Regions from separate parts of the Homo sapiens genome. Here region 1 is linked to region 2. Evidence: read pairs that join two places in POLR2A ChIA-PET (ENCODE). Cell type or tissue: PC-9. All regions are shown on one strand. Each heading gives the region's core, and the rest is flanking DNA. Links, peaks and the distances in the headings are about the cores only. Region 1 holds the start of LOC107986382 (a long non-coding RNA gene). Region 2 has its middle 41 kb from the start of MAP1B.

Evidence for each region. Peaks named below come from ENCODE experiments on the same cell type or tissue, not always from the same donor. Only the 100,000 strongest peaks of a DNase experiment are listed, where the experiment ranks them.
Region 1: POLR2A ChIA-PET joins it to region 2 with 20 read pairs; 3 of 35 experiments call an interaction of 5 or more read pairs at or near these places.

What each region holds. Positions count from the first base shown.
Region 1 is chr5:71,914,446-71,930,311 of GRCh38, forward strand. LOC107986382 (a long non-coding RNA gene) reads right to left here and starts at 11,371. Exons shown (of 3, transcript XR_001742515.2): 1 at 11,228-11,371; 2 at 8,656-8,724. In PC-9, for the core only: no CTCF peak of the experiment used is centred there; a DNase peak (open chromatin) is centred at 8,306; H3K27ac peaks cover 3,799 bases.
Region 2 is chr5:72,058,583-72,074,053 of GRCh38, forward strand. No RefSeq gene overlaps it. Among named protein-coding and RNA genes, the nearest start is that of MAP1B, 41 kb to the right of the region's middle. In PC-9, for the core only: no CTCF peak of the experiment used is centred there; DNase peaks (open chromatin) are centred at 6,809, 8,289, 9,269 and 9,729; H3K4me3 peaks cover 772 bases; H3K27ac peaks cover 4,575 bases.

The DNA.
Region 1 (15,866 bases), core at 3,838-11,837, 150 kb before region 2:
AAATAAACCAGAAAGGCTCAGGCTGGGTTTCAATGGCAGACTCCAAGGAGTTCGAAGGATTTCTAAACTTGGCCAAAGGCTTTCCTGCTTTTCTATTTCAAGTTCATTCACTTGAGAATTTTCAAAATCTGAAGATCATTCCTTCCTTTTCCTGGAATTGAAAATAGAAGAACCCTGGCTTAACTTTGGAGCAGATTGCAATTTATATTTTGGTCCTTCTGTGATGCGATTATGATTGTATAATGAGGTAGTTAAGGGTATGGACATTGGAATCAGACAACCTGGGTTCAAACCCCAGCTTGTTTACTGACTGCCTATCAGGCCTTAACCTCTCTCAGCCTCAGTTTCTTTTTCTGCAAAGTCAGAGTTGATATGAGGATTAAATACACACATTATGTGTGTGTTTAACACAGGTACTAGAACACAGTGAGTATTCAGTAAATGGCAGCTCCTACCTTACTCTTATTATTTCAAACAAAACTTTCTCTTAATTTTCTATAATCATCTTGGAAATGAAGCCAATAGTATTCCAGGTTGTGTGTGAGTGTTAGTGTGTGTATCTGTGTGGGTGGGCGGAAGGTGGGGGGTGGTCAATACATTCATGTAACTTCTAGTCAGAGCTGCTACTGACTAACATCTGTTTCCTCATATTGCTGGGCACACAACTAAGGCCACCTTTCCCAGACTCCCTTGTAGTAAGGTGATGCCATGTAACTATGTTCTAGCCAAAAATGTGAACAGAAGTGGTATGTGCCATTTGTAGTCTTGGCCCATGGATATTTCCCTTTAAGTCCTCCTTCCTGCTCTTTCCCCTGGGATGGAGATGATTGTGGTGATCTTAGAAACTCTAGATGAAGATGACAGAGCCCCTGTCAGCCTGAGTCCTTGAATGACAGTTGGGGGATGGAAGCAAGACAACCTCCACTGAGAAGGAACATCTACCTTGGACTAAGATAAACTTCTACTGTGTCTGAAACATTATGTTATTAATTGTTATTTGTTATAATAACTAGATCCAAATGCCTAGTGCCTTCTTGATCACCTCCTTCCTTAATTTATACTTCTTTTTAGCTTTCCATTTAAAATTCTTGACTTAAGTAAAAGTTAAAGCAGAGTTTCCCGGGAGGCCAATTAACCAAAATCAACATCTAGGAGTGTCTATTGATTTTACGGAGTGCTTCTGCTCTTTATTTCCTAAGACCCAGGGATCTTGGGAATTAAGCCTCACTAAGACAGAATTTTGAGGGTGAATGTGGGAAGGTTCGGACTACCTGGATTTTACTGTTCTTGACATCAGAGACTTAAGTGTAACAAGTAGAGTTCACTTAGACACGTGTCTCCATTTGAACATACTTAAAAGGGTTCGTGAAAACGAACAAAGGCTTAGTTGAGAATGACTAGAATCACTAATGGAAATTAGATTCAATTTAAAACATACAGTTAATTGCAAAAAGTATAAAGAATATACAGCAGGTTTTCACATCAGTCTCTAGTTCCTGCCTACTTACAGAATAGTCACCCTTAACAAATAAAATTCAGGAAAGAGTCTCTACTCCAAGTCTCTGTATCCTCTTTTGTGGGTTCCCTGTTGCTATTGTCCCCAGGCCACTGTGCACCAGAATCTTTCTTTCTTTAAGTACTTGCTTTATGTACTAAGTCTTACTAATTGTCTCCAGACAACTCTGCTTTTTCCTAATGTGCCTGGCAAAATGTTGGCTGCTTCCTTTACCTGTTAATAAAAATGATTGCCCATTCGCACCTGCTTGTACCACCAGGTGGGCCTGAGGGCAGGTCTGCCCAACTTGGTGCTGCTTCCCAACTCCCAAGTACCTGAGCACACCATCTAGGGGCCTGGGGATCACCCAGCCCAGTCCACCATGAGTGGCACCTGAGCACTCTTCCTGGGATCTGAGGTTGGCTCCATTCAACTTGGTGCTACCATCAAAGCTGACACTCACCTGTAGGTCTGGGGACTGGACCACCCAACCTGTTGCAATGACTGCCAATACCAATGTGGACCACTTGGGTCCCGGAGGGTTGTTCCACTACTACTATTGCCATTAACCATGCCACACATTTTCTTCCCAATAGCTTGAGAACCTACTCACCCACCCAACTCACTGCTGTCATTCCCAGCACCCAAGCAATCCACCTGGAGGCTCAATAATTGACTGGCTTGGAGCTGCTAACACCAGGACCAGTGTATGCCACCCTGGGGCTCAAGGACAGGCATGCTCAGCCCACCGCTGCCACCACTGAGGCTTCAAGACTTGCCCAACTGATGTCCTAATCCTCAGCCAAACTTTACCACAGCCCCCATTAACAAATGCACCCTAAGCCATCAAGGAAATCACAGACGTCACTGATGTAACCATACAGAAACTACAGTACTGCATGCACCCAGAATCAAAACCAAAGTGCCCTACCCAAAAAACACAATAGATATAACTTCAGGAAAAATTCCTCCCCTATGAAATCAAATTTAAAAAATGGGAAGAAGTGACTGTTACACCAGATGTGCAGTTATCAATGTAAAAACATACGAAACTTTAAAAAGCAAGGAACTGTAACACCTTCAAAGGAATATAATCATTTTCCACTAACAAATTCCAACCAAAAAAAATTTACAGAATTCCAGAAAAATTCAAAATATTGATACTGAAGGAGTTCAGTGGGATACAAGACAATTCTGAAAAACAATATTAAAAAATGAGAAAAACTATTCAGGATATGAATAAGATATCCTCATATCAAAGGGACAGATTTGAAAAAGAATAAAACTGAAATTCTCAAACTGAAAACTACATTGAATTAAATACAAAATACATTCAAAAGCCTCAATAATAGGCTAGGTCAGGCAGAAGAAAGAATATCAGAACTTTAAGGCAGGTCATTTGAAGTAATCCTGTCAGATTAAAACAAATAATAAAGAATAAGCAAAGCCTTTGCAACATGTGGGGCCCTTTCATAAAATGCAATATTTGAATTTTTGGTGTTCCAGAAGGTGAAGAGGAAACAAAAGAGTTAGAAAGCCTATTTAACAAAATAATAGATAAAAACTTCCCAAGTCTAGCAAGAGATTTAGACATCCAGATATAAGAGGCTCAAAGATCCCTAAACAGATAAAATTCAAAAAGGTCTTTTTCATAGCACATTATAGTCAAACTGTCAAAAATCAAAGACAAAGATAAAATTCTAGAGAATCAAGAGAAAAACACTTAGTCACAATAAAGATATCCCCGTCAGACTAACAATGGATTTCTCAGCAAAAACCTTCAGGACTAGAGAGAATGGGATGATATTTAAAGTGCTGAAGGAAAAAAAATTCCAGCCAAGGATACTATGTCCAGTAAAAGTATCATTCATGAAGGAAGAAGAAATAAAGTCTTTCCCAGAGAAGCAAAAGCTGAGGAAATTTATCCTTACTAGACTGGCCCTTTGAGAAATGTTTAAAGGATTTCTATAACTGGAAGAAAAAGAACAATAAGTACCATCATGGAAACACATGAAAATATAAAAACCACTGCTAGAGCAAACACACAAACAAGGAAGAGAAAAACTTAAATGTTACTGCTACAGAATACCACCAAACCACAATGAAAACAGTAACAGAGAAAGAAAGAAACAAATGATATACCAAACAAGATATTAAGTAATAAAATGAAAGGAATAAGCCCTTATATATCAATAATAAACTTTAGTGTAAATGAATTAAACTTGCTACCTAAAAGATATGGACTGGCTGAATGGATTAAAAAAATGATTCAATGATATACTGCCTATGAGAAACTCATCTCACCTCTAAAGACACATAAAATGACAACAAAGTGATGGAAAAAGGTATTGCAGGCAAACAGAAAGCAAAAGTGAGCAGGAGGAGCTATATTAATATCAGAGAAAACAGACTTTAAGACAAAAACAGTAAAAAAATACGAAGAAGCTCATTATATAATGATAAAGGGATGAATTTAGCAAGAATATATAACAATTCTAAACATATGTGCATCCAATACCAAAATATCCAAATACGCAAAGAAAATATTGTTAGGCATAAGGGGAGAGACAGACCCAAATATAATAACACTTAGGGACTTCAGTACCCTATTCTCAGCATTATACAGATCATTTACACTGAAAATTAAAAGAACATTGAATTTAAACTTCACATTAAACCAAATGGACCTAACAAATATTTACAAAACATTTTATCCAACAACTGCAGAATACACATTCTTCTCATTGGCACACAAAACGTTCTCCAGGATACGTCATATGTTAGGACAAAATCAAGTCTCAACAAATTTAAAAAAAATCAAAATCATATCAAGTATCTTCTCAGACCACAGTAGAATATAAGCTAGAAATCAACAACAAGAGAAACTTTGGAAACTGTACAAATATATGAAAATTAAACTACATGCTTCTGAATGACAAGTGGGTCAAGGAAGAAATTAAGGGGGAAATTAAAAAAATTCTTGAAATAAATAAAAATGAACATATTATGTAACAAAACCTATGGGATACAGCAAAGCAGTGCTAAAAGGAAACTTTTTAGTAGTAAATACCTACATCAAAAAACTAAAAAGATTTCAAACTAATTATTTGATGATGCATCTCATGGAACTAGAAAAACAAGAACAAACCAAACCCAACATTTGTAGAAGGAAAGAATTAATGATGACCAGAGCAGAACTAAACAAAATAGACACTAAAAACCAATACAAAGAATCAATGAAATTAAAAGCTGAGTCTTTTGGAGATGAAAATCAACAAACCACTTGCTAGGCTAACCAAGAAAAAAATTAGAGAAGACCCACGTAAATAAAACAAGAAATGAAAAAGTAGACATTACTACTGGTATCACAGAAATACAGAAGATCATCAGAGACTAATATAAACACCTATACACTGACAAACTAGAAACTCTAGAGGAAATGGATGAATTCCTGGAAACATACAACCTACCAAGATTGAATTAGGAAGTAGCAGAAACCTTGAGCAAGGCAATAAGAAAAAGCATGATTGAATTAGCGATGAAAAGTCTCCCAAAAAAGAAAAATCCAAGACCAGATAGCTTCATGGCCGAATTCTACTAAACTTTCAAAGCAAAACTAACACACCAATTCTCAAAAAAATAAGGAAAGGGAAATATTCTCTTCAAGGCCTCAAAAAATTAAGGAAAGGGAAATATTCTCTTCAAGGCTAGCATTACCCTGATACCAAAGCTAGACAAGGATACAACAAAAAAAGAAAATCACAGGCTAATATCCCAGATGAATATAGATGCAAAAATTCTCAAGAAAATACTAGCAAGCCAAACCCAACAACACATCAAAAAAATTATATACTATGGTCAAGTGGGATTTATCTCAGGAATGCAAGAATTGTTTAACATACATGAATCAATAAACATGATATATCAACAGAATGAAAGACAAAAACCATATAATCCTCTTGATAGACACAGAAAAAGCATTTGATAAAATTCAACATTCCTTCATGACAAAAACTCTCAACAAACTGGGCTTAGAAGGAATTTACTTCAACATAACAAGGGTCATATATGACAAACCCACAGCTAATGTCAAATTGAATGGGGAGAAACTAAAAAGTCTTTCCCACAAGAAGTGGAACAGGACAAGGATGCCCGCTTTCACTACTCCTATTCAACATAGTACTGGAAGTTCTAGCCAGAGCAATCAGGCAAGAGAAAACAATAAAAGGGATCCAAATTAGAAAAAAGAAAGTCAAATTGTCCGTCTTTGCTGATGACATGATTTTACATCTAGAAAAACCTAAAGTTTTCACCAAAAACACTTTTAGATCTGATAAATAAATTCAGTAAAGTTTCAGTATACAAAATCAACATACAAAAATCAGTGACATTTCTATATACCAATAATAAACTAGCTGAGAAAGAAATCAAGAAGTCAATCCCATTTACAATGGCTACAAAAAAACCACCTAGGAATAAATTTAACCAAGGAGGTTGTAGAGGTGAAAGCAACTCCATCTTGGTTGCTAATCAGCCATGTTGACTTCTCATTAACCCCAGTTCCAAGAAGGCCTCTAAGATTTCCAGTTTATCTATTATTCCTTGTGTAAGAGCAGACACTTAACATAAATCCTGCCCTTAGGTCAAAGCAACCTTGATGTCATTGTACCTCAATTGCCCTACATATCCCTTCCAAATCACATGTACCAGTTTCCTATGGTATATAACCCCTGAATCTGGATAAGGGCAGGGATCCACCACCTTGTCTTGCTGCCACCTAAGACATAGACATAACTTCTGTTCATAAGTCATGATTAAATGTTTCTTTCTAAGAAACTGGATTTATCAGTCTCCTTCTTTTGTCTGTCAGCTTCCATGGACTTTGGGGGCAGGTTTGCATAGGCCTGCCCACCATGGAACAGAGGTGAAAGATCTCTAAAAGGAAAACTACAAAACACTGATAAAATAAATTGAAGAGGGCACAAACATCCCATGCTCATGGATCAAAAGAATTAATATCATTAGGAAGACCATACTGCCCAAAGATATCTATAGATTCAATCCAAGCCCTATCAAAATGCCAATGTCATTTTTTTCATAGAAATAGAGAAAAAATTTAAATTTGTATGGAACTGAAAAAGAACCTGAATAGTCAAAGCAATCCTGAACAAAAAGGACAAAGCTGGAGGCATCACACTACCTGACTTCAAAATATATTGCAAGACTATAGTAACCAAAACAGCATGGTATTGATATAAGAACAAGCACATAGACCAATGGAAGAGAATAGAAAATCCAGAAATAAATCCACATATTTCTAGACAACTGATTTTCAACCATGGTGCTAAGAACATACATTGAGGAGAGGACATGGGAAGCTGGATATCAATATACAGAAGAATGAAACTAGACTCCTATCTCTCACCATATATAAAAATCAACTCAAGATGGATTAAAGACTTAAACATAAGACTGAAACTATAAAATTAATAGAAGAAAACATAGGGAAAACACTTTATGGCATTGGTCTAGGCAAAGATTTTATCGCTAAGACCTCAAAAGCACAGGGAGCAAAAACAAAAATAGAAAAAATGGGATTATATTAAATTTAAAAAGTGTCTGCACAGCAAGGAAACAATCAACAGAGTGAAGAGACAATCTACTGAATTGGAGAAAATATTTTCAAACTCTTCATCAGACAAGGAACTAATACCCAGGTTATGTCAGAAACTCAAACAACTAAGTGATGTTAGGCATATATATATCATCAGGGAAATGCAAATCAAATGTGATATCTACCACAATGAGATATCATCTCATCCCAGTTAGAATGGCTATTATTAAAAAGACAAAAAAAAAAAAACAAGTGCTAGTAAGATGATGCAGAGAAGAGAAAATTTTTATACATGGTTGATGGGAATGTAAATTAGTACAGCCACTATGGAAAACAGTATGAAGATTCTCAAAAAGTAAAAACAGAGTTACCATATGACCCAGTAATCCCACTACTGGATATTTATCTGTAGGAAAATAAATCAGTATATCAAAGAGATACCCATACTCACATGTTTATTGCAGCACTATTCATAATAACAAATATATGGAATTAACCTAAATGTCAATCAATGGACAAATGAATAAAAAAAAGTGTTATATGTACAAGGTGGAATATTATTAAGCCATTGAAAAGGAATGGAACTATGTCATTTTGAGCAACATGGATGGAACTGGAGTTCCATTATGTTAAGTGAAATAAGCTAGACACAGAAAAATAAATTTTGTATGTTCTCTCTCATATGTGAAAGCTAAAAAATTTGATCTCATGGAGACAGAGAGTAGAATGATAAATACCAGAGGCTGGAATGGGGTGTGGGTGGGAGGGGAGGATGATGAGAGGTTGTTTAATGGATACAAACATACAGTTAGATAGAAGGTATATGTTTATATGTTTGACAGCAGAGCGGGGTGACTGTAGTTAGCAACAATGTATTGTATATTTCAAAGTAGCTAGAAGAGAGAACTTGAAATATCCCCAACATACAGAAATGATAAATACTCAAGGTAACAGATACCCCAAATACCCTGACTTGATCATTACACTTTCTATGCATGTAACAAAATATCATATATACCTCCATAAATATGTAAAATATTATGTATTAATACAAAAATGGCTGGCTGTTAATGAATATAACTAGCTTACCAGAGCCCTCTAGCTGCCCTCTTTCTGCAATAGTGATGACTAGGAAGTTGCTAAGCTTTTTCACCCTTGTATAGCACCTTGATATTTCCTGTGTGAGTCACACCATTACTATCCCTCCAACAACAGAGGCTGAAAAAAATTACACTCCAGGCCTTGTTTCTCACACAATAGGGCTTGGCAGCATGCTCCACCCTCAGATTCTATTCCTAGGGCTTACCCTCCAAGGAGTCTGCAATGGACTGGATGTTTTTGTCTCCCCTTTTTCCTCCCAAATTCATATGATAAAAAGCTCATCCTAATGTGATGGTATTTGGAGAAGAGGCCTTTGGGAGGTCATTAGGTCATTAGGATGGAATCCTCATGAATGGGATTCAGGCCAGTATAAGAAGAGGCCAGAGAGCTAGCTATTTTTTGCTCTTCTATGTGAGATACAATGAAAAGTCAGATATCTACAAACCAGGAAGTAACCTCTCGCCAGACACTGGATCTGCTGGCTCCTTTATCTTGGACTTGCCAGGCTCCACAACTGTAAGAAATAAATGTTTCTTGATAAAATAAATGTTTGTTGTACCAGTCTATGATAATTTGTTATAGCAGCCTTAACTGACCAAAACAGTAAATATATTACGTACATACAAGATGTGAACACAAACCAAAACTCCTTATTGAGTCCACTAAAGCTTTCCATGAGAGTTCTGAGAATAGTTCTGCCAAAACAAGTGTTGGAAGGAGTATGAAGGGGTTGCTGGAGCTTGGAGGTAGTGACCTACCAATTCAAATTAGATGTTATGTAGCTCATGGTAGATGTGTAGGTAGATAGCTAGCGCCCTTGATTGCCAATGAGTAAGCAATGTTAGTTGAAAAACAGAACTAGAATTAAGGGTAGTTCTGTAGTTAAGGATACAGATTCCCAGGGTACTCCACTATAATCCACACTGTACTTGCAAAGATTAAAATATTATTCAAAAGAAACAAAATTGTATGAAGGAAATTCCAAAATCCCATAGCCTTCATATTCCAAAACCAGGTTTTTTTGAAAAGAATTCCAGGATACATTTCAAAACAGAGAAGTTTCTAATTTTCAGATCATTATTCATTCTGAAGTTATGACAAAGCAACAATTGATTTGAACAGGTAATGCATAATTAATTGAAGTCAATAAATTAGAATTCCCCTTAAGACAGAATCAGTCCTTCTTGTCCTGGATCTTTGGCTGTTTTCAGCAGTTTTGTACTGAGCTAAACTAGATGGGAAGTTTTCCTTAAGAATTTCCAAGGAATGGGAAGAATGGTGAATACTTGGGAGTACATCTTCCTTAGGGAAGGAGAGAAAGGAATGTAGGTTGCACAACCAATATGCAGTAGGTGCTTTATAGATACTATTTATTCACTTGATGTTCTCAAATATCAAAGTTAGTGTTATTATTTTCATTTCGCATATATAGTTAAGCAAGTTGAACACGATCAGTTGACTATTAAGTAGAAGACATAGTACTCAAATGTGACCTGCTGGGCTTCAAAACTCATCTTTTCACTGTCAGATGCCCTGGTATCTATCACAGAGCATGAGTTATCTTCCTACTAAATGCAGATGGTTTAAGAAGAGAATGCAATAATGACTATTATAAGGTCAGCAAGAAGTTCTAGTTCTACAACTGAGCCCTAGAACTTTCTCTCTAAATACTTCAACAGGAGTCTTGTTTCTTCTAATGTTCAACTGCCTTCTGACCCAGGCTGAAGTATTCCTTTGTAATTGGCAGAGTTTCAATTCATAGTGATTCAGTAGTACAGAGAAATGGGTAGGCTTTGATTTTTCAATCCATTTCAGCCACCAAATCTCACTCTGCTCTCCTTTCTTTGGCCTCTAGTGAAGTTGTTGTTGAGCTTTAGTATACATAAAAAACAGCTGATGGAATTGTTTAAAAATGAATGTTTTGGCTTCTATCCTAGAAAGCCAAGAGGTTTGGGGTGAGGCCAAGAATCTGCATTTTTTACAAACATCTCAGGTGATCAGGGAAATCTGAGTTTGTAAGTGCCTTAATTTTCCTTATTACTCTCATTTTCCTTTTATGTTTTTGTTTTAATCTCACACTCTGTTGGGATTGGGATTTCTTTTATAAGCCATGCTCTTTTGTTCTCTGCACTTCTAGAACTGCCCTGCTAGTGTATGGTCTGGGGGTATGAAGGCTCAGGACTAAAACCAGAAAAACAGAGGTAACATCTAATAGCTAGAGGCTCTAAGAGGGAAAATGCTTCAGTTAGGAGGCATAGAAGAGGCTACTAAATAAAATGTTAGTGGTGTAATATTATTCTTCTGGAAAAAATATGGCCATATAGTCAAGACAAACACAAAAGAGGGACACAAACCTGAAGGAATCAAGCCAAAAAGGTAAAATCCCAGAACAAACTGAGGCTCGTGAAAAGTGGTAAGGGCAAAAACCAAGGGCTCTTAGGAAGCTACACAGGGATTAAGAGCAACGAAGAAATAAAGGCCAGGAGCAGATGATGTAATGTTGACAGACAGCAAGACAAGCAGCACTGCTCATTTCCTGTTTTACTTCCCTACTCCATCAGGGAGAAGGATCTCCAAGCTGCAAATTTATAGAATAAACATTTCTTAAGGAAAATGTAATCCAAAGATGAAGTTGGGGCTTGGGAAAGATCTATTTGCACAGTGAGTGCGGCTTTTAAGACCAGAAGAATTACATTACAGAGCACCCCAAATTGGCACTGGAGTTGCAAGGGTTGTTGGTTATCTTTAAGGGCTATGGAGAAAGAGGTGCCAAATGACCAGAGGCAAGCAAATCTCTTGATTTTTCTTTAAGTTTGTTTTTAAAAAACCACTGCTCTGAATACCCTGTAGAATCCTAGAAGAGATGACAATTCATTTGGAGAAAGGAGTGTCTGTAAAGGAGTCAGCCCCTCCACAGGCTCAAGTACCTATTGGAGGCAAAGCTTAGAAGGATACATTTTTAGCTTAGACCCTTGGTGCCAGGCTGCCTGGTACTGGGAGATGGGTGGCTGGCTTACCTCGACTCCACTCAGAGGAAGGCCTTGCCAGAAAGACCCGGGAATGCAAACAATCTCCTGGCAACAGTGATCTCCTTTGCCCTGCCAATGTCTGGTGAGAGAGAGAGGTGGAGAGACAGAGAGAGAAGAAGAGAGAGAGAGAGAGAGACGCAAACACACACACACACACACGCACACACACACACACACACACACAGAAAACAGAGTTAGGAGTGAAAGAGAGAGAACAGAGAGAGTCAGGGTAGGAGGGAGGGAGAGAGGCAGGGAGAGGGGAGGGGAAAAGAGCCTGCTTCCCTACATTTGGTCTAGCATTTGGCTATTTGTTGACATCTGTGTCCCATCAATTTCTGAGTTGTTGATCAGAGTCCAAAGCAAAGGAATAGCTCAACAAGAGGAAAAATATGGGTTTGTCATACCATCCAGATCCCTCCCTGATCCTCTCAGCTGGTGATATTACCAGTAAAGAGACAGGGACTTCTGAGGAAGGTGGCTCTGACCACCAGGACCTCTGTAAAGACTTCTAATTGAACTACTTAAGGCAGAGGTTTTCAATAGGCAAGAGACAAAGGGGTGGAGCAAGATTTCCCCACAAGGGAAATTAAGAAATGCCTGGAGACACTTTGGTGGTCACAACTGAGGGGAAGGAATGCCACTGGCACCCAGTGGGTAGAGGCTGAGGATGCTGCTATAATTCCTACAATGCACAGGACAGCACCCACAACAAAATCTTATCCCAAAATCTAGCCCAAAATATTCATAGTGCTGAGGTTGAGAAACCATGTTTTAAGGGGATTTAACACCAGAGGCCTCAGTGTCCAGTGCCCAGGGCCATCCAGTAGAGTCATTGGAACAAAGAGGACCTTAGAAATCATGGTTCCTTCCCTTTTTACAGGTGAAGTGTTTGAGGCTCAGGGAGTGAAGTGGCTTGTCCAGGGACCCAGGCCATGGATTGAGGTGATTAAGAGTCTTGGAGTAAGACAGACCTGGTTTTAAATCTCAGTTCAGTTACTTAACATCTGTGTGACTTGGACATATTTTTGATTTTGGACGAGTTACTTCACCTCTTGGAGCCTGAATTATCTGACCTGTTCAATGGGCATCCTATAATAAGTCCTGCAAAGCATAATGTCAAGGAATATGTGAGAGGATGCATATAATAAATGACATCTCTAATTATGAGTAGTAGAGCTGGAGCCAAAATTTGGCTCCTGTCCTCAGTTCTGTTCCAGTTCCATTGTTTCACGTTAATACATCCCAAATCAGGACCACCCATCACTGCTGAGAGGCATGTAGTATGGTAATTGTGAGCTCTGCCACTTGGTCCAAGTGGATCAGGATTCGAAGTCCAGCTCTACCATTTTCAAGCTGATAAATAATCAACCTCCCTCTCAGCCTCAGTTTCCTTATGTGTAAAATGGGATAATGCTATGATCTACCTTATAGGCTTCTGGTGGAAGTTAGAATCAGAACCCATATTAAACACTTCAGGCTAGAGTCAGAAGAGAGTAAGGACTCAGCATATATTAGTTATAGCTAATGTTTGTGGCAGGTTGTATTTTCCCCCAAATGGCTACCACAGCATCTCCCCAATCAATATACTCTTTTTACAATGTGACTGTAACTCTCCTCCCCTCCAATAGAGGTGGGCAGTCTATGTTCTCTTTATTTGGATGTAGATAGACAAGTGGCTATGGGGCAAGTGATATTTTGTGACTTCTGGGGCTAGGTCATGAAAAATGATACACCTTTTTCCTGCATATCTTGGGATGCTCACACTTGAAACCCTGCCTCCATGCTGTGAGGAAGCCCAAGCCACACTGTGGAGAGGCCCATTTGAAGAGAAACTGACAGACAACACTAACTTGCCAGCCGTATGAATGAGCCATCTATAAGTGGAACCTCCAGTTCCAGGCAAGCTACCCCAGCTGATGCCGGCTGGAGAGAAGTGAGCTGGCTGCACTGAACCCTGTTCAAATTGCAGATTAATGAGCAAAACAAATGATCAATGTCATTTTAAACTGTCAGAGGTATTCAAACCAGAGCAACTCCATCTTGAACAGGGGCTTGGTAAAATGAGGCTGAGACCTCCTGGTTCCCAGGAGGTTAGGCATTCTTAGTCACAGGATGAGATAGGAGGTCAACACAAGATACAGGTCACAAAGACCCTGCTAATAAAACAAGATGCAGTAAAGAAGCAGGACAAAAGAGTTCATGACCAAGAACCCAAAGGCAAATGCAACAGAAGCAAAGATAAATGATGGGACCTAATTAAGCTAAAAATCTTCTGCACTGTAAAAGAAATAATCAGCAGAGTAAACAGAAAACCTACAGAGTGGAAGGAATATCTTCACAAACTATGCATCCAACAAAGGACTAATATCCAGAATCTACAAGGAACTCAAACAAATTAGCAAGAAAAAAACAAATAATACCATAAAAAATTAGCCTAAGGACATGAATAGACAATTCTCAAAAGAAGATGTACAAATAGCCAACAAACATATGAAAAAATGCTCAGCATCACTAATTATCAGAAAAATGCAAATCAAAACCACAATGAAATACCACCTTACTCATGCAAGAATGACCATAATTAAAAAATCAAAAATAATAGATGTTGGCATGGATGTAGTGAAAAGGGAACACTTTTACACTGCTTGTAGGAATGTAAATGAGTACAACCACTATGGAAAACAATGTGGAATTCCTTAAAGAACTAAAAGTAGAACTATCATTTGATCCAGCAATCCCACTACTGGGTATCTACCCAGAAGAAAGGAAGTTTTTATATGAAAAAGACACTTGTACACACATGTTTATAGCAGCACAATTCGCAACTGCAAAAATATGGAACCAGTCTAAATGCCCATCAACCAACAAGTAGCTAAAGAAAATGTGACATATATATCATACACATACACATACATATATTATGGAATACTACTCATCCATTAAAAGGAACAAAATAATGGCATTTGCAGCTACCTGGATGGAATGGGAGACCATTATTCTAAGTGAAGTAACCCATGAATGGAAAACCAGACATCATATGTTCTCACTTTTAAGTGGGAGCTAAGCTATGAGGACGCAAAGGCATAAGAATGATATAATGGACTTTGAGGACTTGCGGGGAAGGATGGTAGGGGGATGAGTGTACAGTGTACACTGTTTAGGTGATGGGTGCACCACAATCTCGATCAGAAATCACCACTAAAGAACTTATTTATGTAGCCAAAAACCATCTTTTTCCCCCAAACTATTGAAATAAAAATATATATTGCCAATATCTTCCCCCATGCTGTGACTTTTCACTGTTCTAACGGTGCTTTGATAAATAAAGTTTAATTTTAAAGAAAAAAAAAGAAGCTGGCCAAAACCTGCCAAAACCAAGATGACCACAAAAGCGACCTCTGGTCATCCTCAGTGCTCATTATACGCTAATTATATTGCATTAGCATGTGAAAAGACACTCCCACCAGGGCCATGACAGTTTACAAATGCCATCGCAATGTCTGGAAGTTACCTTATGTGATCTAAAAAGGGAAGGAACCCTCAGTTCTGGGAATTGCCTGCCCCTTTCCTGGAAATCTCTTGAATAATCCACCTCTTGTTTAGCATATGATCAAGAAATAAGCATAAAAATAGCCAACCAGCAGCCCTTGGGGTGGCTCTGTTCTTTCAGTAGCCATTCTTTTATTCCCTTACTTTCTTAATGAACTTGTTTTCACTTTACTCTGTGGACTTGCCCCAAATTCTTTCTTGCATGAGATCCAAGGACCTTCTCATGGGGTCTGGATTGGAACCCCTTTCCAGTAACAAACCCACTAAATGTTAAGACAGCTTGTTATGCAGCAATGGTTCAATATTATTTTTATTAATCTCCAAAAAGAAATTCTCCTTCTCCTTATATCATCTCTTAAGCCTCATCATCAACACCAAGAAGAAAACCAGACATAGTAGGAAATGTTGCAGCTTCTTGCCAGATCTCCTGTGATTCTTCTGTATATCTGGAGAAGATGATCAAACACCACTACCGGTTGAGGATGTGATATATGGAGATTCGGGAATCTGAGGGTTTATCTGGGGACATAGTTCAACCGATCTCTTTTGGGAGCAGGTTAATTCCAGGGCCTGACAGGCTTCTTGAAACTTGTGAACAAGGTTCTCCAACAGCACTTACTCCAGTGTTATTTTTCCCTTCCCTTCTTCCTTGCTTTCTGCCGTGAGTGTGAGACATGTGTGGGAAGGAAAAACAACGTTCTCCTCCATTCTACGTGAGTTTTTAGCTGGGACTCCCTCTAATAAAAGACAGATTAACAAGAGAAAAGCAAACAAATGTTTAATAACACACACACCTCCTGTAGATCTCAAATTAGACTTTAGGCTTAAATATTTTGTTTCTCTGAAACAAAAAAAGGAGTGTATAGGAAAAGGCCCTATTAAGATGCAATGGCCAGGAAAAGCACCATAAACCAAGGGTAAGATTTTCTATGCAGATTTAAGTGGATGCCTTCTCCACTGATGAAGAGTTTCTGATAATTTAGTAATCTTTCTCCTCCTGGTGCAGAGAGGGAGGCACCCTTAAAAATGGGAATTTCTTTTGTAAATGTAAATTTCTCTTACAAAAAGACAACTTTTC
Region 2 (15,471 bases), core at 5,119-13,118:
AAAGTCATTCACCAGGAAAACAGTACTCCTGAAGATTCTGACCACTCATCCTTCCTCGTTGTCTGCTTATGAAGACAACAGACTTGTAGTTGGGCATCGGAAATTTCTGTGGTAGATTCCATTCTGCAAACACTTAGTAAACTCTGAAAGAGCTACCTCTTCACATTGTGGTGTACTTAAGGCTTCTTTGTCTTCAGCCTTTGGCCTTAGTTCAAAAGTCAGGGCATGGGTATCCACAGGCAAAAGAATATATTTAGACCCCTAGCTTACACTATATGCCAAAATTAACTCAGAAGGAGTCAAAAACCCTAAATTTAAGAGCTAACATTATAAAACTCTTAGAAGAAAAACAGATATAAATTTACATGACTGTGAATCAGGCAATGATTTCTTAGATATGACACCTAAAGCACAAGCAACCAAAGAAAAGGAGAAAATTTTTATGTTGCCAAAATTATAAACTTTTGTGCTTCAAAGAACACCATCAAGAAAGTGAAAAGACAATCCACAGAATGGGAGAAAATCTTTGCAAATAGTATATAGAATAAGGGTCTGCTATGCACAACATAAAAAGAACTCCAACCACTTAGCAATAAAAAGACAAACAGCCTTACTAAAAATGGACAAAGAATTTGAACAGACATTTCTCCAGAGAAGATATAGAAATGATCAAGGAGCACATGACAAGATGCTCAGCATCATTAGTCATTAGAGAAATGCAAAGCAAGACCACAATGGATACCACTTCATACCCACTAAAATGGACAAATAACAAGAACAACAACAACAAAAGATGCACAATAGCAAGCATTGACAAAGACATGGAAAAATTGAAACCCTTATACTTTGCTGGTGAGAATGTAAAATGGTGCAGTCTCTTGAGAAAACAATTTGGGCCAGGTGCGATGGCTCACACCTGTAATCCCAGCCCTTTGGGAGGCCGAGGCAGGTGGATCACCTGAGGTCAGGAGTTCAAGACTAACCTGACCAATATGGAGAAACCCCGTCTCTACTAAAAACACAAAATTATCTGGGCATGGTGGCACATGCCTGTAATCCCAGCTACTTGGGGGCTGAGGCAGGAGAATCACTTGAACCTGGGAGGCTCAGGTTGTGGCGAGCCGAGATCGTGCCATTGCACTCCAGCCTTGGCAACAAGAGCAAAACTCCAACTCAAAAAAAGAAAATAATTTGGTAATTCCTCAAAAAGTTAAACAGAGTTACTGTATGATCCACCAATATCTAGGTATATATATATATACCAAATAGGATTGAAAACCTTTGTGTACCCAAAACCTTATACCTGAATATTCATAGCCAAAAGAGGAAACAATTCAGAAGTCTAAAAGCCTATAAACAGGTAAATAAAGTGCAGTATATTCATACAATAAAATATTAGCCTAAAAGGGAATGAAGTACTGATGCATGCTATAGCATGGATGAACCTTGAAAATGGTATGTTATATGAAGGGAGCCAGACACAAAATGCCAAATATATGATATATTGAGAATGGGTCAAACCAAATCAGACTTTTTGTCTTTATTAGTGGTTGACAGGGGCTGGGGGAGGGAGGAATGAAAAGTGATTGCTAATAGGTATAGGGTTTCTTTTAGGGGTGACAAAATGTTATAAAGTTAGATAGTGGTAATTATTGCACAACCTTGTGAATATATTATAAACCACTGACGTACATACCTTAAAAGAGCATATTTTATGGTATGTGAATTATAACCCAGTTTGTTTTTTAAAAAAGTCAAGCAATAGGAAGAATCCCTTTCAACTTCCCAGTTACAGGTGGAAGCAATTTGGTATGAGTGGGTTAGATTTTATCCAAAAAATTGACTATAGCTTCCAAACTAGAAGCAGTTTTTAGTACATGTTTTAATGCATTTACTAACTTTTTTCTGAAAGTGATGCACCTACAAGAGCATATCTTATGTATAGGCACATGAGTTGTGCCACTTAAAACAGCATTCCTCATTTCCAACTGCTTTGAGTGGACAGATGTACACACTTTGTTTTTTCTAAGCTATGCACAAACTTAAGGGCTTGCATGCACCATACATACACACTAATCTTCCTCTTTTCTTTCTTTCACAATAGTTCCTATAATCTCAAATCGGTACCTATTCAAAATTGGCCAAAAAGCCTGATAAATCTCAGGATATTGCAATCTGTGGGTGAGTCTCCAAGATGTCCACAGCATCCAAATGAAAATCAGAGTTGTGATAGAAGAATGGCTGTATAGACTCTAATCAAAAGATTGATTTTTGTGTAGTTGTTCTTTTTTAAAAAAACAAATTCTGAAAAATTCTGAGTTGTCTTTGAGAAGCAAAGGACAATGTTGAAGGGTATAAAGGAGTTAGTCAAGAATAATAAAAATAATCTCTTGGTAAAATGACTGAAGTTTGTAATATATTTACATCATAAAGACCACAATGTAAAAAATAAAATCAAAATAAGTGTCTAAAACCAACTGCAACAGCTCATTTCTCTTTTTAAAAATGAAACTGAGCATCTTATTTGAAGCTATTTTTATTTGCATTAGATTATTGCAAATAAACATTCTAAATGATAGAAAAGAGTTGTAATCATATAATTTGCTTTCAGTGTTTTTGTATTAACTCATTAGTCAAACCCTTCAGTGAAACATAGTTTACAAAAACATATCCATTTTTTTGTAAGCATATTATGAATAACATAGAGATGCTTTACTAATTTGATAATTAAGACCCAATATTTAGCTGGAGAGGACCAATTAAGTAAGAATAATTTAACTCTCTCTCTCTGTCTCTCTTTCTCTTTCTCTCTTGCTTGGCTGACTAAGCTTGGGGGAGCATAAAAGAATAAAGTAATCGTACTGCATTAGAACTAGTAGAAGACATTAGAGATTAACTTGGGGGCCATGACTACTGAGGAATTCAGTGAGTTGGCTTCATGGGCAGTCTGCGTAATCCTTAAGTTAGATGCAAAATGTTATAGGAATGTGCATAAGTGTATTTTTGGGGGTAGTGAGAATGTATAATCCTAGAAGATCAAGAAACCAATGTGCTGAAGAGTGACGGGTGAGGACAGTTGTCCTGGGACTTTGGAGGTGCTGTCAGATGGTCCTGGAAATACAGAACCAGTCCACTGCACAGCCAGAGATGACATGGGCTCAGTGATTCCAAAGCCCTTATAGTCAAGAATGTGAAATGCAGACGACCAGAGAAAAGAGCAATAGACAGTTCCTGATACACTCAGCTTACCCCGCTATACAATCTATAAGCATCCACATGTCCTCATTGGCTATGGAGATAAGTTATTCCAAAATACCATGGTCCTATCAGCCTGGAGGGTCTGGACTACTGGGAGTGTGTATATATATATATATGGCAAGGAAGAATGAGAGGTCGTGGTGCCATGGACAGAAGAAGAAAAATTAGCAAATGTTGGCTTGATAGGGTAAGCAAGGGTTTGGCTTTTAACACGTGGTATTCAAGGAGCAGACAGAACACCAAGGTTTAGTTGTTCCAAAAGCAACTGGAAAGACAGAAGTAAAGCTAGATGCTCCTACTATAGGAAAATTCTTTCCCCATCAGTGTTTCCTCCCTTTGGGATTCTCTCGATTCAACCCCATGACCACCACTGCACTCACCCCCAGGAGTGCATGCTCCTTTCCTCTACGACCTGCAGCAGTGTGCTAATCTGGTTTATTTGGGTTCATCAGAACAAAATGTTAGCCTTTCCCAATTCTGCCTTCAGTGACCTCACGTTGGTAGCCTGCAATTGGCTATGGTGGTGCAATTTCTATTTGCATCACAGAAATCAGCAAATGCTACAAATTAGTATCCCTCCTCCAAATGGGCTGTTAAATATTTACCAGCTTTTACCAATCACTGCTTATGAGTGAACAGAGATATAGAGTGTGTGGGGCCTTACACAGAATGGCCAAGGAAGATCTCACTGTTAGGGCAGCGTTTGGGAAGACTAAAAAGAGGTGATAAAATGAACCATGCAGGTATCTTGGGGAAGAGCATTCTTGTTACAGGAAACAGCAAATGTAAGGTACCCAGTGCAGGAGTGTCCTTGGTGTTCAAGGGACGGCAAAGAAGGCTAGTGTGGCTGGGGCAGAGTGAGTGAAGGAAAGAATGGTAGGGGATGAGGTTAGAGATAGATGAAGAAACGAGGGGCAAATCATGAAAGACCTTTTAGATGATAATAAGGAGTTTGGTTTTTACTCTGAGAGAAACGGGGAGACACTGGAGAGTATAGAGCAGTAAAGTGACATGAGTATGACATAGACCTTGAAAGGATTACTCCTTTTAATCCTTCATGTCAACTTTATGGAGGCTAGGACCAGAAGACTAGTGGTGGAGGGGATAAGAAGTGGTCATATTCTAGATCTGAATACAATAGAATTGTTATTAGTAAGCAGCTTTCAGCTCAATAAAAGAAATGAGTTTCTAATAGAGTTTTTGTCATCTCCAATGAAGTACCAAGCTTCTTGTACCTGGAAGTAACCAGGCAGACACTTGATATCCCTCACTAGAGATAGTATAGGAGAGTTTCCTATGTTGGGAGGAGTTTATACCCACTGACCTCTAATATTCTTCAATGGCCTGGGGCTTGGCTACACAAGAAAATGCTTGTTATAACTTGATGACTGATGATCGAGTTAGGACTAAGGGAGCAAATAGGGTTAGATATAGAAATTGAAATGGCTTCATTTCTGTAATAAATATGTTAATGGTTATTTTAGAGATATATTTATGACTTGGGCATAGGCATATCTAAGGGTTTGGGGGCAAAGTGGATGGGGGAGTAGTTTCGCGTTCGTGTCGCTCTCCGTGGTGCTGAAACACCAATGGTTAAGGGATAATGTTCTCCTAACTCCCTGACTCTTCCTACTTGGAGGTGAGGCCACCTGATATGTGCAGTCACATGAGGTAGAGGTGGGTTGAGTTGGGGAGGCTTGGGAACAAATAAAGTAAGGATGTCTTAGAATTCAGGATATTACAGCTGGAAAGGGTTTCAGGGAGTATCTAGTCCAATTGCTTAATTTTGCAACTGAGAAAACAGAGCAAGTCCACTTGTCCTAAGCAGCAGAGGTCCAGGACCTAGTATATCTCATCCTGGGATGAGATAAAAGTGAGAGGAGGCTAGTCCTGTGGGATTATTCTTAACATTTCCACCAGAAGTTTCTACTACTTGAGTTCTCCCTCATCGTGTGACCCTATTCACCACACCAGTGAATAAGCTTCCTCAGAAACATGTCCTGGTTTGTGCATGAATTTCCCTGATTTATACCTGGAAGCCTCCAATCTGGACTAGACATCCTTAGTTGTAATGGACTCTCTGGTTGATGTCACCCCAACTTCCCAGGCTTCTATCAATGACCTCTACTTTTTATTAATGTTACCATGCGTCTACTTGGTTTGTCATACTTTCTGAAGTACTAGAACTTGACGGAGCTGGGTATGCACTAACATGTTATACTTGTCCTTGTGTGGCTGCTTATTGAGGCTGTAGGTCTGCCGTTTGGTAGAATACAATTAACAAGATCGTAGAATAGGGGAAAGAACACATGGGTAAAGCACCCAGTAACCAGTCATGCAGAGGCTTAGTGATGTAAGAACTCACACCATAATCTGGTTAATTTTTTACTTTTTTGAGACAGGGTCTTGCTCTGTTGCCCAGGCTGGAGTGCAGTGGCTTGATGATGGCTTACTGCAGCCTCAAACTCCTGGGTTCAAGCAATCCTTCTGCCATAGCCTCCTGAATAGCTGGGACCACAGTTACATGTTACCATGCCTGGTTAATTTTTTATTTTCACTTTTTGTAGAGACAGGGATCTCTCTATGTTGCCCAGGCTGGTCTTGAATTCCTGGACTCAAGTGATCCTCCCACCTTGGCTTCCCAAAGTGCCAGGATTACAGGCATGAGCCACCACGCCTGGCTGGTTAATTTTTACAAATGAAAAATAAGAGCAAGAGTCTGCTGAGGTAGGTAATCACACTGAGTCAAGCTGGTGGGAGTTGTTTTTTTTTTTTTTTTTTTTTTTTTTTTTTTTTTTTTTGCCTGAATTATCTAGGTAAACACAGACATGCCTAAGAAATAAAAGATCTATATATATAAAGAAGCTACATTAAATCTTCATTTTAAATTTTCGTTAAATTCTAATTGTGTGTATGTTTTTTTAACTGGGCTGACAGACATTAATAACTACTGAATTAGTGAATTTCCATTGGCTCTGGATCTGTAAATAGAACAAAGCCATCTGTGGGTTAGAGACCACGGAAGCTCCTGCCTGGCCTCCCAGAGGTTCATTGTAACCTTGGGTCACAGATGGATGTGGCTCAGCTACCCTGAGTACTAGCTTCATCTGGCCTCAGAGCCCCAGAGCCAAGAGCAGGTGTAAGCCACATGCCTAGTCTCCCCAGGGGCTAGGAAAAGCCGCCTTGAGACCAAGGCTGCAAACAAAAGCTGGTAGAGGAGATTTCCTAGCTGTTTCAGACTGTGCCATAGATGTGAAACTCAAAGGCGAAGGGAAAAGTCAGCCTTCCTTATTCCAGCCTCTCCTACCTGCCTGTGTCCAAGAATGCTTCAAACCCAGAGATGCTTTTACTAAAATGGATCTCCAAGTTTGAGCCCTGGTGTTCTTACCATTTTGCTATTTAAAGTCTGCACAGGTATCTGGAGAACTGTCTGAATGGCTACCTCCCCCAGCATCTCCCTAACTAACTCACTCAATTTTTGCAGAGGGTCCTCTTTCAAAGAAATACCTGTGGCTGGGTGTGGCAGCAGGGCATGCCTGTAATTCCAGCTACTCAGGAGGCTGAGGTGGGAGGATCCCTTTTGCCCAGGAGTTTGAGACTGCAGTGAGCTATGGTTGTGCTGCTGTACTCCAGCCTGGGCTCTGTCATCCAAGCTGGGGACCCCAGCTCTAAAATGGGGTCTCTTTATTTTTAGATACCCTGTCTCTAAAATAATAAATAAAAAATTTAAAAAATAAGGAAACACCTCTGCCTCTGCTAGTCTGCCTTTCTCCCATTCTAGAAGGCCTTTTGTTTTTCTTTTCTCAAGTTTATTTCCCACTTGAGTAAATGTATTATTTCCTTTCCCTGATGTAAGAAAATTTCCTCTTACAAATGTTTTTTAGCCAATGAAGAAAATGCACTGGCAAGGACAGGGGCCTCCATCTCTCATGTGATCCAGAGAGATTCCTGTGAGCTGAGGTTTGCTCTTGGGAATGCCTGTTTGGATGCAGAGGGTTAGAATGCAGCTAAAGAAGGACCCTTGCCCAAGGTCCTCAGGTTTCCATGGCTCAGTGTGTATCTGACACCAGGGAGGTTTGAAGAGGGAGTAGGGGTGGCCAGGGATTAAATAAATGGTTGGAGGTAAGGGAGGATCTGGAAGGGCTGAGCCGTGTTCCTGTAAGGTCCTCAGGAGGCCAGGGCGCAGTGCCTGATCCTGTATTGCAGGCTGAAGCGGCTTAATTGCTGGTAATTAAGGCAGGATCTATAGTTTCTGGGCATGCCTAGTGGGGGAGGGGCTGGGTTTCTGGCCTTGGATGAGCTGCAGGAAAGCAAGCGGCTGCTCTTCTGAGCTTACAGCTCAGACACTCCCAGCAGGGCCTGTTGCTGGGCAGTTTTCAGCACTAGGAGTCTTTGCAAACCTGCTCTTTGAGGATGGAGATTGTCTTTTCAAAGGAACTCAAAGTAGAATATGAATAGTTAACCTTTATTGAGAATTTACCATAGGTCAGGAATTCTGCTAACCACGTTTAATTCTCAAAACATCTCAATGGGTGAATTTTTAATTGATGATGATAATAAAAGATTGGATAATTTGCTCAAGGTCCACAGTTCACACAGAATGCAAATTTAGTTAATTGGATTCCAGAGTCTGTGTTTGCAGGCACCACGCTCTTCTGCAGAGATTGCAAGCTGGTAGCCTATAAGCCTTCAGTGTGCCTGATCCCCACATTGCTTTAAATATAAAAATGTTCAATAAAATTAAGGATTTCTGGCTTTTTTGAAAAAATGATAATGTCTTCCAACACTGGCCCAATTTTTGCATGGCAACAATGAATTGGGACTGAGTAGCTGTTGCCCCTTCTAGAGAGGGAATCTCCAGTTTTTCTGTTTGTACTGCTTCTTCTTGCAAAACTCCTAGCCCATTTCAATCATTTATGAAAATGACATGCCTGGCCCTCGGCATTTTGAAATTGTGACACTGCCTTTTGTCAAGCAAAATAGATTAAGACATAAGAGTATGAGCTGGAATAGAGAAATGAGGTGGTAAGACCCAGTTACACGAGCCACAAGTGTCTTTGCACTTAGTCATACACTCCAAGAGCACAAGCTCATCGCTGAGGCCAATTTATCCCTAGTCTCATTTTCAAGTTCACAGATAAGCAGAGAAGGGCTGGCTCAGGGTGGGGGTAGAAATGTACAGAAATTTCAAGAAGCATTGTAGTCTGAGATAAGCAACTTTCCCCATCTACTTTTAGGATATTACTTTTCATAAAGCTTTACCATAAGTTCTGCTTTATCATCTCTGCCTGAGCTTCCAGCTGGACAGACTCCGAAATCTAAAAGCCTGCAACTTCCAAAGGAGGACATTTAGCTGCCCAAGGCTGTACAGCCACACCAGGCTGATTGCTTCTGGGTAATCAGGTGGGAAATATCATCTGCATTTAGGGTTTCCTGTGCCATCAGTCTTCTCCAGATGCCTGCAGAGTTGAGATTCACGTACCCACACCAGCAACACTGTCCCTTAAAGGGCTGTAGTGCTTTTTGGGAAGTAGAGTAAATAAAATGATTTATTAGTTTTCTTTAACCAGAAGAATCAATCACTCTGGTCAAGGCAAGGACCATCATGTGGTGACATGATGTTGAGGTCCAGCTTTTGAACTCTTCAGAGTAAGCCGAGAATGATCTTACATCAGGCACCTCCAGAGAAGCATGGACCCCTCAAGTCCACTGTGACCACCAAGCTGAGGCCATGAGACTCCGGAAAACTTTATCTTAGAATATGTCTTCTTTGCATAAAAGGAACAATTAAGCTTGGCTTCCTGACATTGAGGGTGACTAGGCTTTTCCCTAACAACCGGTAGGGCAGCTGGCATTTTCATGCTTTCACAGCCGGAAGACTCTAGCCCCAAGTTGTGTGCTCTAGTCTCTCTTCCAGACAAGTATTTTCAGAATTCTTGACTAAAATATCTCAATAAAGGCTGCTCTTTCCTAAACCTCAACCTCAGAGCTTCCCTGGAGGATGACTCATCTTGAGCAGAGGCAGCGCAGCAGACCTGTATGAGCAGGGCGTGGGCTTGGACAGCCCTGGGTTTGCAACTGGCTTCTCTGCTTGCTGGCTGGGTGGGCCTACAATTCAGTCACCTCACCTCCCTGGGCAAAGATTTCTTCATTCAAGGAATGCATAATGACCCTGCCTCCCAGGGTTGGAATAAAACTTCTTTAAAATAATGCAGCACAGAAAAGAGCTTAGAAAGATGTTTGTGTGCGGTAGTGTGAGGGGGGACAGATCATGTGTTCCAAGGGAATACAGGAAGGGTTTAATAAAAGGTCTTCCTGATTCTGTCCCCTGCCTGCGTCTCTAATTTTCTTGTTCCCATTGCCCTTTCTCACTCAGTGTGGTGTTTCTTCTGCTAAAAACATTCTTCCTACCCCTCACCCCACACTTGCCTCACTCCCTCTTCCTCCCTCTTCAGGTTGCTGCCTTCCCTGGCCTTCCAGACTGGATCAGGTCCCCAGGCCAAACTTTTTGAAACCAAGTTGTACTTTCTCTTCACAGCATTTCCTGCTGTATCTGAGATGATGCCACTATCTGTCTCCCACTATTCTTAGAACTTCCTAAGAGCAGGGCTCTCCTGTTTTGCCCACAGCTGTATCCCAAATGCCTAAAAAGAACCTGCCACATAGTAGGTCCTCAATAAATATTTGCTGAATGAGTAATAAAACTTAGCTTGATCTTTCTTTTGATTATACAACAGTCAACAGACGTATATTAAGAAATCATTCTTGGCCAGGCGTGGTGGCTCATGCCTGTAATCTCAGCATTTTGGAAGGCCGAGGTGGGCAGGTCACCTGAGGTCAGGAGTTCGAGACCAGCCTGGCCAACATGGCGAAACCCCGTCTCTACTAAAAATACAAAAATTTGCCAGGCATGGTGGCGAGCATCTGTAATCCCAGCTACCCAGGTGGCTGAGGCAGGGAGAATTGCTTGAACCCAGGAGGCGGAGGTTGCACTGAGCTGAGATCGCACCACTGCACTCCAGCCTGGGTGACAGAGTGAGACTCTGTCTCAAAAAAAAAAAATTATTCTTAACCATCTAAAATTTAACTCATAATGGATCAAAGGCCTAAATGGAAGAGCCAAAACTATAAAACTCTTAGGAGAAAACATAGGGGTAAATGCTGATGACCTTGGATTTGGGAATGGAGCCTTACAATATGACACCAAAAGCACAAGCAACAAAAGAAAAAAGTAGATAAATTGAATATTACTAAAATTAAAAACTTTTGTGTTTCAAAGGACATCATCAAGAAAGTGAAAAGGCAATCTGCACAATGGGAGAAGTTTTTCCAAATCACAGATCTGATAAGAAACTTGTATATAGGATGCATTTTAAAAATTCTTATAACTCAATAGCAAAAAGATAAATAACCCAATTTAAAAATGGGAAAAAAAATGAATAGACATTTTTCCAAAGAAGATATAAAATAGCCATTAAGCACATGAAAAGATGCTCAACATCATTAGGTATCAGGGAAATAGAAATCAAAACCATAATGAGATACCACTTAACACCTACTATAATGGCTAGAATCAAAAATTCTGATAATAACAAATATTGGTGAGGATCAGAAACCTCATTCATACGCAGCTGGTGGTAGTGTAAAATGATGCAGCCATTTTTGAAATATAGTCTAGCAGTTCCTCATAAAGTTAAAGACAGAGTTAGCGTTTGACCAGCAATTTTACTCTGTGATATACCCAAGACATATGAAAAAATGTCCATACAAAAACTTGTGTATGAATGTTCATAGCAGAGTTATTCATAATAGCCAAAAAAGAGAAAAGAACCCAAATATCCATCACCCGATAAATGGATAAATGAAATGTAGTCTATCCATACAATAGAATATTATTCAGCCATAAAGGAGGAAGTACTGATATATGCTATGACATGAATGAAAACATTCAGTTAAGTGAAAGAAGCCAGACCCAAAAGGCCACATATTATATGCTTCTATTTATATGAAATGTCCAGAATAGGCAATCCATAGAGACAGAAAGTCGATTAGTGTTTGCCTTGGGTGTGGGGGAAGGGATGGGAGGATGAGGAGTAAAAAGCTAAAGGGCACAGTGTTTCTTTGGGCCATGATGGGAATGTCATAAAATCAGTTGTAATGATGGTTTCACAACTCCGTGAATATACTAAAAAAAATCCAATTCTGTCCTTTAATGAGTCAATCATATGATATATGAATTACATTTCGAACTGCAAAAAAAGGGAAAGAGAGATCATTACATGCCCATGAATTTTTAGGTATTAAGAGAAGCATGTGACTCTCACCTGCAACGACTTAACAAGCCAGATGGGACGACAAACATATATGAAATAATAAGCAATACTAAATCAGTTATAACCAAACACTACACCACGAAGCAAAAGCTGCGGTCCTAAGAAGGCGCACAACCTATGAAGATGGGGCATCTTGCATAGGAGATATCTTAAATTCTGAATACAGAAACTACATCCTGTGACACTTGGTGTTGACACTAGCTATTTTCTAGCACTGTTGTCTGCTTTTCCATATGTTTTAGTCAGCACCTCCCAGCTAGATCGACTGTTTCATCGCTGCCTTCCCCTAGCTGCAAGCACAGTGCTTGGCACTCACTTAGGGTGGTGGGTTCTATGACTGGAGGTGGAGCCAGTGTCGGGATGTAAAGCCTCCTGTCTGAGCTGACCTGTCTCTTTTCATCATGCCTATGTCAACAAGGGATTCCTTTTTGCAAACATCTTTCCCATGTTTCATTTGTTAGCCTATCCCACAGGCCAGGAGGGCAGAAGAGCATGCTAATGTGACTGTCTGAGGAAGTAACTGGAGAATAGCAAGGAGCAGGGAGGCTGGTCTTAATTCAAGGTCTCCCAGGGGGCAAGCACCTGGCTGATCAGGGATTAGCATAGATGTTACCATCCTGCTAAACCCAGAAAGCCAGGTTGTTTATCTATTTGGGAGGTAGATTTATAGTCATGTAAGGGAGAAAAAATTGGTCTAAATCAAACTTTATTTTAGGACGAAAATAAGGGCGTGTGTGTGCAGTAGTGTAAAGAGGGCTGATCATGTCTTCAAGGGAATTAAAAACCCAAGCAAATGATAAAGTTACAAAAAAAGTGTTTGTGATCCCCAGTATCCCTGCGACCCTCTAAGATCTACAATTCTGAGATGGGGAAGATTACCTTAAGCCAGCCTCAACGTTCCTTTGGAGATCCTGTTCCATTTAATATATCATTTAATGTATTTGTTCATTTAGGCCATGACTCATTGCTTCTCTGAATTCTATTTTTTACTTGTCGTTTCTCAGTCGGATATTTTTCCACATATCAGATGTTCAACTATTTGTCTAATAGGACAATACCTACTTTGGGGCTGATAAACTGACCACATAGTTTTATTATTTGTAAATTGTAAAAGATTGTAGTAAAAATGTCTTCCCCTAAATTTGCCAAGATTGAGAAATCACCCTAAAGTCAGCATGTGATAAAATGCAAATTGTGTTATGTATTTTCTCAGGTATAATTCTGAGGCACCCAGAGGAAGATGGTAGCTACCTACCTATATGTTATTGTCTAATATTTGAACATATTCCCCATCAGGCTGGGGAAAGCAGACAAGGAACCTGAGCCAAGAGAGCAGGAATCTCAGGATGGGCAGAGCAAAATGGAGACTAACCAAGATGGTGGACCACATGGCTGCCTAGAAGTAATCATTTGTTAACCTTTACGTGTGGCTGAGTTTATAGCTGATGTATGCGTACATACAAATGATGTATTTATAGGTAAATGCATAGAAAAGTTCTAGAGTGATACACATCAAGCTGATAAATTCTGGAAAGAATACATTAAATTGGGGCCAAGGGAAGTGAAATGATTGCCTTTTACTCTAAATACCTTAACGTCATTGTTTTAACAAAAAATGAAATATATTTAAAATATATTCATAGAATCCTTGCATAATAAAAAAACATAAATAAGAGACTAACTAGAGAGGGTATAAGATTACATTCTGATTACTAAAAAAATAAAATTAGAATAGTATAATTAGGAGAGAATAAAAACCATCTGTAATCCTGCACGCAGAGATAATTGCATGAGAACATTCCTCACCCAAATCCAGAACAATGGGTTGTAGTCCAGGCAGAAGAAGTCTCTACTAGTAGAGAACTGGTACCACACTAATAGGACTGGGGGCAAGAGGCCAGAACTGGGCTTATCATCCTAAGGTCTGACCAGATGGAGCCATTGGCTAAGTAAGGAAGAAGCAAGCAGCTGGTCAGGCAGAGGGGTTGGGGCCAAAATTAGAGAGCAGAGCTTAGAGGGAACAGCACCAGCAAAGTGGAGGGAGTGGGACTGGGGACTCAGATACTGGAGTGAGATGTTCACCTTCACTACTATTTTCATTCTGTGCCCATAAATGATAAAATTCATCTGCAGGAGGTCAGGAGTTACCATTGGATCTTGGCCAAATAAGATGCTGGGATTACACACAGAGTTAACACTACCACACAGAGACCTCACCCTAGGTCTGTGGTAGAAATGGGACTGGGACGAAGCTCCTAAAAATAGGAGTTAGTGGCCTTAGAGGTCAGTCTTAGATAAGGGAAGGGAAGCCTGTGACAGAAAGAAGAGTCACTTGGAAAGAGTCTGGAAGAGTCTAGAGGCAATGGGGATGCTACTGGCATTGGGACAGTCCTTCATTGTGTGGACTGTTTGTGCATTGCAGGAGGCTGGGCACCCTGGCCTTCATTCACTGAAGAAATAGGGCCATCCCCACCCCTGCCCTAGTCAGAAGGTGACCCAACCCAACAGCACACATCCAATCATCCCTATGGATGGAAAGTATCCTCATTTGGAAAGCACCAGATCCAATGCCTAACTAACAGACGGTGGAGGGCTATAACCCACCAATTCTCTCCTGCTGCAGGAAAGTGGAACTGTGGCTTCGACCTGACTGTATGTGCCTGGACCATAGAGAATGGACTAGGTTGGAAAGGCTCTGAGGAACAGAAAAAAGAGGGGAAAGGCATAGAATCAAGAGGCACAGTAGGTGCAAGAGGGCCATCCCCACTTTACCCTCTGATGGAGAGAAGGGAAAGTCTGTGCCACCCTGAGCAGCAGCAGGAAGCACTCGGGGAACTCCTGAGAAGGGCCCTGCTTCATACCACTGGTTATGAAACAAGGCATCTATGTCAGTCCTTTAGCCTCCCGGGCTCTAGCTTTTGGATTTTGTATCTTTTTAAGGAGGTTGAAGAAAGCCAGTTGTTAGATCTGCTGTGACTATTTAAAGAAATGTGCTCTTAACCTATCACAGCATTAAACTTGAGATAGGGTCTGCCATATCAGTAAGATGTGAACTCCTCTATCTCAGGATCTCGCTATATTTAACCACTTAGACAGAAAGACAATTTTCATATTTACATAGGATATAGATAGTAATCATCCAATAAGCCTTGGTTCTAATTTTAAATGCACGTCTCTAGGCGTCTCAATAACTGGACAACATTGCAGTGCTTGCAATCTTAAATTAAGAGCTCAGTCTCTCATTCTATGTGGGAAAATGCATGGCATTTCTGGGTTTGCTCATTTCATTCTCACAAGCAAGTTAATTGCTTGAGTATATGTGTGGATACATTTTTCACCTAATGCTGGCCTACACAAAACTACTCAAGGAGCAGCTGAAAACATTTTTCTTTTTGAATTTGTGAAACAAAAACCAACAAGAGTTTAACATGGTAGATTACAAATGTAGGGCCTTGAAAGAAACAATAGGTACTCCAGCCCTTGGATAGTTCTAATCTTATTGGAAGGGAGCCCCCACATTTTCCCACTCATTTGTAGAGAAACTGAGCCAAAATCAGCTGATTGCCTCGATTTCTCTACAAAGAAGTGGGAAATGTGTGATTTGCCTCAGTTCCTCTATAAAGGAGGGGCAAAGGGGTGGGAAAGCTCTGCTTTTCTCCATTCTTTGGGGCCCACGTTGGCTCTGGGTGTAGCCCCCTATATTATCAGCTCAGAGAACTATGGGCAGTAGCAATAGCCATGAACCCTTTTTCGAGTGGTAACCCCATGTGGGGCATTGCACTAAACACTTCGCCGGTATTATCTCATTTAATCATCACGGCATCTCAGTGAGGTGGATGCTATTCATTTTACAGATGGTAAAACTGAGACAGCACTCAGG